Linked DNA regions of Homo sapiens: region 1 is linked to region 2. A link is a contact called in ENCODE Hi-C or POLR2A ChIA-PET data. All regions are on one chromosome and are shown on one strand. The core of a region is the stretch at or near the end of the contact, and the rest is flanking DNA. Distances in the headings are between cores, read along the strand shown. Region 1 overlaps LOC105374524 (a long non-coding RNA gene). Region 2 has its middle 450 kb from the start of ADGRA3.

Evidence for each region. Hi-C counts contacts between places; a loop is a spot of excess contacts on that map. ChIA-PET counts read pairs that join two places held with the same protein, here RNA polymerase II (POLR2A). Pooled maps may share reads with other maps.
Region 1: a loop to region 2 is called in a map of Calu3, with 2.3 times the contacts of the local background. The contact joins two enhancer-like sites. A Hi-C loop is called at or near these places in 1 of 168 maps with a recorded cell type or tissue (Calu3) and 2 of 50 pooled maps. POLR2A ChIA-PET finds 5 or more read pairs at or near these places in 1 of 52 experiments (activated T-cell).

The regions. Positions count from the first base shown.
Region 1 is chr4:23,331,325-23,336,030 of GRCh38, reverse strand. LOC105374524 (a long non-coding RNA gene) reads right to left here. Exons shown (of 19, transcript XR_007058437.1): 15 at 3,539-3,702; 16 at 2,505-2,605. All of the region lies in intron 2 of LOC105374523 (a long non-coding RNA gene), which reads left to right. Among named protein-coding and RNA genes, the nearest start is that of PPARGC1A-AS1, 440 kb to the left of the region's middle. RefSeq lists enhancers at 1,496-1,725, 1,786-1,835. Within about 2 kb of position 1,935, at least 4 of the 41 ENCODE cell types and tissues checked have a DNase peak (open chromatin) inside an H3K27ac peak, as active enhancers do.
Region 2 is chr4:22,966,663-22,971,341 of GRCh38, reverse strand. No RefSeq gene overlaps it. Among named protein-coding and RNA genes, the nearest start is that of ADGRA3, 450 kb to the right of the region's middle. Within about 2 kb of position 1,706, at least 2 of the 41 ENCODE cell types and tissues checked have a DNase peak (open chromatin) inside an H3K27ac peak, as active enhancers do.

The sequences.
Region 1 (4,706 bases), core at 686-3,185, 360 kb before region 2:
AAATTATAAGCATGAATACTCCCACCAATAAAAATTGGATTGTATCATAAATCATGATGGGGTAGATATCCAAAAAATAAATTTTAGGAAAATAAAACAGGTTATTAAAATTCTCGAAGAAAATGCTTGAAAATGCCAACAGTGATTAAGTCTGGGTGGTGGGATAAGATGATTATAGATTGGTTAATTTCCCTTGTCTCAGTTTGTTTTGTGCTGCTGTAACAGAATACCTGAGACTAGGTAATTTACAAAGTACAGAAATGTATTTCTCATAGGTCTGGAAGTGGAAAAGTCCAAGATCAAGGTACCAACAGGTTTGGTTTCTGGTGAGGGCCTGGTCTCTGCCTCCAAGATGGCACCTTGAATGCTGTCTCCTTCAGAGGTGGAGCAATGCTGCTTCTCACATTGGTGAAGAGTGGAAGGGAGAGAGCCCACTCTCAAAAACCATTTTATTGTGGCATTAATCAATTCACGCAGGCAAAGCTCGCAAGACCTAAACACCTCCCATTAAGCCCCCTCTCCCAACATTGTGGCCTTAATGATTAGGCTCTCAACACATGAGTTTTGGAGGGGACAAACATTAAAACCATAGCATTCCCTTCTGAATTTTTCTGTACTTTCTAAATATCTCAAGAAAAGTATCCATTAGTTCCGAATCCACTAAAGCCAATTAATTACAAACAAGATTAAAGAAGAAAGGAAATTCACAATCACTACAAAAATAATTAAAAGAAAGTAACAGCAGATTATATAACAGGATATATACTTAGGCTAAAATATGAACCATTATTTCAGTTAAATCTTCATATTTTCTATGGTCTTAGAACAATAGACTTTATTTTGAAGACATATAGGGAATATCCTCTGGTTATTGCCTAACCTTTCTTGACCCAAGATCACCTAGACAGAAAATGATTTGACGACATACTTGTTCCAAAGGCCATGCCTATTTATCTACACTGCACTATGTCTGTATTTATGTCTTCAAAATAGTCTCGAAGATGATGGGAGACATGAGAAGAACTTTCCATTCCCTCTGTTTCATTTTACTCTGCAGTGCCCTTCAATCCCTTCCAACTATACTGAGTCTGTACTTCTGCTACAACTGCTTATGCATAATTGTTCTCACAGACGCTGGGCCCCTTGAAGCTGGAGAAATAGTCTAAATCAGTCTCTGGTATCTCTGAGGCCTAGAGCAGTGCCCAGCCTATCAGTAGCATATAAATGTTTGTAGAATTTATTGAATTGCTGCATTTTCTCCCACATTTCCTCTACGTGTCAGAAGTGTCAGTGTTGCTAAATTCTTCAACTCTGAATTTCAAGAGAACCCCAGAGCCATGTTGCTCATTTCCCAATGGACACCTTTATCTTGTACTAACATTTCAAGAATTGCCTTGCTTTCTGGCTTTTTTTCTTGTTTAGAAAATTCTGGCAATGAGTTACTTTAGAAAGCAGCCCAACCTCTGACAAAGTCTTCTGTTTTCTGACCTGTAACAGAAACTAACTCTCAACAAAAGAGCAATTCTCCACCTGCAGGCCTAAGCACGGAACTTTAATGTAAATGACAATTGCAGGAGCCCTTAGAAAGGAGATGGGGAGGAGGGTGAGGTCATGTGACAAGATTTCTACTCTGTGTCAGCCCTTTTCTTTGGCATTTAGATGAGTTGAATGACAGGTAAAGCTTAGGGCTTAGGCTGCCAGGAACAAAAAAAAAGTGGGTAAATTTAATCATTTGCTCTAGTCTTTAAATATCCTGTACAGCTTTCAGGCACAAAGCAATCTTCCTACAGAGAAACAAACCCAGGATGTGGTTACAACGTACTGTTCTACCTCTTTGTGTTAAAGTGCCTTAATGATCAGGAAAAAAAAAAAAGATTTGCATGAAGGCTTTTTATGGAAAGCACTTAACACAATGGTTACGCAAGACAAACGTCAGCACAAGTGGATATAACTGATATGATGAGTCATCCTATGTGGTTTAAAGCCACCACAAGTGAATGTCTTTTAATTCAGCCTACATAAGCCCAGAACATCTTTTATAGGACTTTGAGGGTATCTATGGCATTGACAAGATACAATTAGCTCCTTGACTGAATCGTAAGATTGAAGGACAGTCTGATTTAAAAATGATTAAGGTGAGTGGCATATGGATGCCAAAGCTTCTTCTGAAATCAGCCTTGGTGATTTGTTTTTCTCTCCAGGTATAATGTCATAACACACACACAGACACACACACACACATACATACACTCAAACGCATAGTGACATCACCTTAAGATCTGAGTAATGTAGGCAGGATAGAAATATAATTGGCCACAATATTGTCTCATGTAAGCACATTAGTGATGCTTACTTAATCTTTTGGCATCCAGTCATTCTCTGGAGTAAGAAGTAAGGCTTTCTGTTTTAATTTCGTGACTCGAATTTGGAAACAATCTTTGCTCTTCGAAGAAAGGTACAATATAAGATTTTATTATTATACTGATTACATATTTGATAATTACCTGGTCTTATTGTCACTAGTATGGCTGTCATTACACATTGATTATAGCATTTCTTTCTGTTGACATCAAACAGGACCTCAGAATTCTTCTCAGCAAAGTGCCTGAAGAAAACACGGTAAATCAACTGGAATGACCATGTGAAATAAAGTCTACCTACTTCTCATTCACAGCACATATCAGACAACCTAATAATCAAGGTTATGATTTTCAGATATCCACTTTATCCAAATGAACATTTGGTAACATTAGGTTCTGCAACAGCAATTAATACAGGGACTCATTTAAAATTGCTGCTACCTTGTCTTTCTGATATTTTAATGGGTTGTCTTCAGTTCATACATTCTTTTTATTTCCCATTTCTTATAGAGCCCAGTTATAAGGCCCATTGTAGTATAATCAATAAAAAACTGTTGACTGATCAATTAATAATGTGATGATTTGTCTAAAAGCTGCATTGGTAGAAAGGAAATAATTTTGTACTAAGAGTGAAAACATTTGAGTTCTATTCTTTATATCTGCAAGTAACCATGGTTGGAAAACGTGTTTCAACTTCTCTAAAACTCAGTTTCCTCATTTCTTAAAATAGGGCAATAAACTGGATATTTTCTAAGGCTTCTCCCATTAGAAAATACAGTAATTATTCTGAGATATGTGCATGAATAGGTATCTCATTTATTTTAAAGTAAATAAGGTACCATAAATATCTATTTTCAAAGATAAAACTCTTCTTTATCTTTCCATTTCCATTCTCCCCATCTCCAACACTTATTTTCTCAATTTACTTGGAGCGTACAATATTTAGGTAGGGTGTGGCTCTGAGAAATAGTAAAAACATCCCCTCCCACACACATCCCGTAAAACACACACATATGCACTCACATTAGTGAGAGGACCAATGAAGGAATTCCCTTGAGTTACTGATTTCTGCAAATTTGACTCAGTTTTATTCACTACCAAAAGGAGCTATTGGAAACCTTGTAATCTCACTGAACTCGCATTCAAGGAAAATCTCTCTATTTCTCAATAGTTCTTACCATTTTTGCATATGCTATTCACTTTGAAAAAACTTTCTCCAGGAAAATTCCTATGACTTCTAGACTGAGCCAAAATGCCAGCTCCTCATTGATGCATATGTAATTCTCCTTGTCAGTGTCAGGTTCTCTGTCTGCAGTGATTTCTTAGCACTTTAATTGTGCCTCTGTGGAAGAAGTTATATATTGTAATTTAAAAATATCTGTTCATGTTTGTTTCTCCCAACTACTTAAAAGCAGTCACATTTTAGGTACATCTAGTTTATCTTAAGGAGCTGTATTAGACTGGCTCCTTTAAAATTCTGGAGTCCACTTAATATCCCATTTCAAGGTAAGCCCCAGAATGCTTTTCAGCAGCATTCTTGACCTCTCTATTACTATGAAAGCTAGACTCTGACACTTTCGCATGTCAAGTCCAGAACTCCCTAGAGAATCTCCCTAAAAGTTTTTAGCCTTTTTCAAAATGAAGCTTACCGGAGAAGAGAGTGAACAAGAAGGCTTTAGGTCTTGTGATATTAATTATTTTTAAAGAAGAATAGATTATCATATTTTAAAACTAAAATCATCATTTTTCTTCATGTTACTTCTTTGATTATCTGCATACATTACTAGAGAACCAGTGGTCTAAATTCTTAGAACCTTGTTCCTGGTCTTTCAGCCCTCACAAAAAAAGGTGACTTACACAAGCACCTGACTGGCATCTGACAATTCCCAAAGGAATTACTTCCAAAGTAAAGCATCTTGCATTAATTTTCTCATCTCTAAATTTACCTCAGACATCTATCCTCATATCAATATGAGTCTGTATGTCTGTGTGTACAGGTTTCATATTTAATAGCACATATGATCACAGATTTAAAGCATCAATTAGCAACTCGCATATAATGGCAAATGCATTTGCCAAATGGATGGAAAATGCTTTTTTTTTCATCTCTTCTTCCTCTAATATCTCTTACTAGACAAATCATCATTACTGGCGAGCTCTGACAACAGACCTTTCTAAGTCCGATTCTGTCATTTGCTTGGTAGACACGTTGACTGCAGCAAACCGTCCCCTATCATCAACTTTTCCAGATGTTTGCACAGCGGGTTTGGTGTTTTTAAACTATCTAAGTTACGGTCCCAAATGACAAATGTTCATTTTCAAAATTAAAGCTTATTACGAATTACC
Region 2 (4,679 bases), core at 457-2,956:
ACTGTTTTAGGCTCATAGAATAAAACATTGAACAAGCAAAAACCCCATTCTAATGGAGCTTAGTAGGAAAAGACAGACAACAAACAATAAACATAAATAAGTAAACTGTGTAATATGTTATGAGTAATAGGCTAAAAGAAATCAAGAATACCACGGTCAAGAAAAAGAAGGGAAGATTGATTTTAGTTTAAATAGGGTGGTAAGTGGTCATTGAGAGGCTGAGATTTAAGCAGACTTGAAGGAGGTGAGGGTGGGTCATGCAGATACTGGGGAGTGGGCTTGTCTTGCCTGGGAGAGAGTAAAAAAGACGAGCTCAGCAACTGAACAGAGGGCTGGACCATGTAGGATGTTAAAGACCTTGGCATAGGATTTAGCTTTGAAATGAGAAGCTAGGGCAGGGTGTTGAGCAGAGAAGGGGTGCAACTTGACCTATGTTATAAAAAGGTCTCCCTAGTTACAATACTAAGAACAGACTGTAGGGGCAAGTGTGGGATCAGAAAAACAATTTAGAAGGCCATTGCAACAATCAAGGTAGGAGGAATAAATGGAAAGATTGTAGAAGAAAGGAAAAAAGAGAGAAAGGAATCAGAGTACAGGAGAAAGCAAGAGATTGTGAAGAGAAGACATTAGGGAATGAAAAATAAAAGCAGAACTCCCTGTTCAGACTCTGAGCCAGTTGCTAACCCATTAGTATGGTATTCCATCAGCTGCAAACTCAGCAGTGTATTCATGCTTTCCTTTCCAGGATTAGTAGCTACTAACCTAGCTCCTTTTGATTAATCTAAGAGTACATTCTGCTGGCTGAGCCACCCATCTATATGCCTGTATGCCTTCTGAACAACAAAATTGGCCCCTGGGACAAGAGCCTAAAAGAAATTAGGATAAGGCTAATGGAAATCAGGCAACTGGACTGAATATAGTGCTATATCCTACTTCTCTCTTCAGTTTGTCTTTGCCTTGTTTTCTTGTGAATCTATGTTGAGGGAGAAATTCTATCTGTATTTGCTTCAATAAAATGTTTGTGTTCTCTTAGCTTAGGAGGATGCTGAGAAATAGAATGATTTCAACAGTGGTTCAAGGTAGGAAGAGAAAAGCTGAAGAAAACAGAATAGTATAAAAATCATTTGGGAAACCAATAGGTTTTCAGCCTTCAGAAAACTATTTTAATTGCAGCCATCTTTTAAAATTATTGGAAACAACTCGATTTAAAATTGTAAATTGTACTATATTAACAACTGTTTTCCATATATACTTTCTTACAACACATCACCTTGATTTCTAGCTGTGGAAGAGTAAACTGTCCATATTTCTTTAGTTCTTTGCTTGTTTCCCATTTTCTGCCCTAGCAAGCATTTCATTATAATGTTATTTTGCTTAGACAAATCTTGCTAAGATATTTCATAATTGCCCTTCCTGTCTTGGAAGTTATTATATTGATCATTTTGAGAAATAATATTTACTTTTTGGTTTGCATGTATTTGTTCAGTGCATTCCTAATGCAGCCACAGCAATTATCAGAGCTAATTCCTGAAAGTTGAGCAATCCCAGTCTTTGGCTCCTATCTATAGGTTTTCCTTCACTTTTACAAATAATGATTTATGCAAAGTCACCAAGACAGCTATTGCTTCAATGTTAGGTTTATTATCTCCAGGATGAACAGACAAGTCATTAAGCGCTCAGGGGAGGATTAGTGTAGAGAGAGATCACCACATTGTGATTTTCTGGTTACATGGTTCAATACAATGATGGTTTAAGGAAGTAAAAGCCAGTTTTAGCACTGCCATTATGGAGCAGTGTATATCATCAATAGGCAGTTATAAAAGCTGTGACTGATAGGAATTCCCCCACCATAAAAGTTCCTTCCATCACGTACCCACTGAGTGAGTCACGTAGAAGAATAACTTCTAAGGAATGTGATTAATTCCTCAGCTTTTACATTTTGATATAATTTTTATACACGAGCTAAGGCTATAAAGTGATAAGATAGATTACACAAGAGTCTTGTGCAATTAGCTTCATTACTTTAAAGCCACATTTTATGTTGGTGTGTGTTTCTTACTGTACAGAGCATAGGTTTGTGGATATGTAACTGTATTCGTTGTCCTAAAGACAGAAGTATATCTTTTTATTTGTGCTCTGAACATGCATTACAGTGGGTGGGACACAGGAATGGGAAATGAATGAATGAATCAATGAATGAACGAACCATCATCTATATATACATCTACCTGCTCTCCTTGCCCACTTTATTTTAAACAGTAATGTAAGTTAATCATTCTCTTACTAAAATGATTCAAAATCCTCCCATTTTCCAGATAACAAAGCCCTATCTGACTAGTGTTGTATTGAAAATCTTCTGCAATGTGTCTCCAACCCTGCTTTCCAATCTGGCTTCCTACTCTTTCCTACATAAGCCTCCCGCTTCAATCAAACTGGCCAAGGGAGTATCTATTAGGTCAGATAGATCTCTACCTTTCTATCTTTGCTCACACTAGAATGTACTCCTGTTCGTCTTATGTTTGTCAGCTTTCTGAAAGTGTTAATGACATGTAATAATAATAACAATAACAACAACAATACAGTTGGTATAGTTCAGTAAAGAACACAGATTTGGAGCCAAATGCCTGGGGTTTTATCACAGATATCACAATTCCAGATTGTGTGAACTAAAGCAAATTGTAGTAGTAGTAGTAATAGCAGTAGGGCTGATGTTTGTACAGTTGGTATAGTTTAGTAAAGAACATAGATTTGGAGCCAAATGCCTAGGGTTTAATCACAGATATCACAATTCCAGATTGTGTGAACTAAAGCAAATTGTTTAATCTCTCTGGACCTCAGGATCTTCATCTTTAAGATGGGAATAATAATGTACTACTCCTAAGGTTGATGTGAAGATAAAATGAGTTGACACATGTAAGTAGTGCTAAGAACGTAGAAAATGCTTGATAAAATTAATTCTGGTTCCAGAGCATTTACCATATACGAGACAATATACTGTTTTTGCATGTCTTATTTAATTCTCTCAACAACCTTTGAAGTAGAACCAATTATTTTCTCTCCAGTTTACTGATGAGAAAACTAAGGCTCAGAGTTACTTATCAGAGTCAGGCTCTGAGTTAACTGAGTCAATTAATTACTTAACCCCCATTCACATAGCACAGAAGTGATTAGGCTGTAATTCAAACCCGAGCAGCCAGATTCCAGAGCCTGTCTATTATCCAGTTTGAGTTTACTTCTTCCCAAGGGCCATTACAAATCCTGCCTAATTTGTCGAGCTTTTCTTGACCACTAGGTGCTTCAATGTTCTATAGCATTTATTAAGACCATTGTTTGATAGTAACATTATTTTAGCATTTATTGGGTATTAAGCATCTAAAAAATTGTATTAACTCTTTTAATTTAATATTTGTAATCCGATATTTCAAACATCCTCACTTCTGCTGTGATTAAAGTCATTTGAATGGTATTTGAGGGGCAAGCCTTGATCTCTATATGTGCACACATGCAAAATGTTCCATAAACATAAGTGCTCTCAGAAGCGTTACCATTGCTTGCTGCAGGTGATAATGGTAATGAAACTGGAAAGAAGCATATATCATTATTTTAGGTTGAACATAGATTTGGTGAAGCCAGACAATGAATCTCTGTGGTTTCAGAAAAGGACACAGTGAAAACCATTTTGTTAGATGGATCTGCTACCAAACTGAGAACTGGGCTTCTGGGGTTCAGACCCTTGCTTTGTTACAGTGCTGTGTAGGATTTCAGTTTGGGGTGTGTGTGTTTGGAGGTGGGGGGTAATCACTGCTATGTTCTCACTTTAGTTATGTATAAAAGTGTGTTGGTAATATTGGGCTGACTTGCCTCACAGAGGTGTTAAGGTCCAAATAAGATAATGCATATGAAGGAGTTCCCCAAATGTACACAATGAGCCCCTGACATCTATGAGGGTTATATTTCAAGTGAGAGTTTCTTAATCCCAAATTGTGAACATCACTGTAGCATATATTTTCTTCATAAGATGCATTCAATTACAACTATAAATTTTAAGTTTCTTCTTTAAAACCTTAATTAAAATTACTGGGCATGCAACAATAAAAAGAAAACAACAAAGCTGCCTTGAGCTGTGATTAATGGATAGTCCATCAGGTTCAACTCACAAATTCATCCTTGCCATCTAAAGTGTGTTCTAAGGACCAACATCATCAGCACCTCCAGAGAAAAATGCACAATCCTAGCCCCTGCCCACACCTAATGAGTCAGCATGTTAATTTCAGTAAGGTCCTTCAGTGAGCTGTGTGCTCAGAAAATGGGAAACACTGCCCTAAATGCCTCCACTACCCTACACATTTGCCTTCAGTTACAGTTGATTTAAATTTAGACCTGAAAAAAAAATAAGCTATTACTACATGTCAGGGATGTTCACGGCCTCACCCAAAATGTCAAATCTTAAATCCCAGGAATCCCAAAGTCTGCAGCTAATGGACTATATGCCTAAAATATGCCGTTAGTTCCAATAACTGGGGCTATTCAAGTACCCTTTCTACCAAGGGGTGATACATGATAATGGGGGCCATTCTTAGGTTCAAAGATTTTTTTTAAATTGCACTCTCCTTGGAATACCTCATCTACCAGCACGAAGAGGCATGTAAAAAAGAAGAAACAATTAGCTAATGAATATG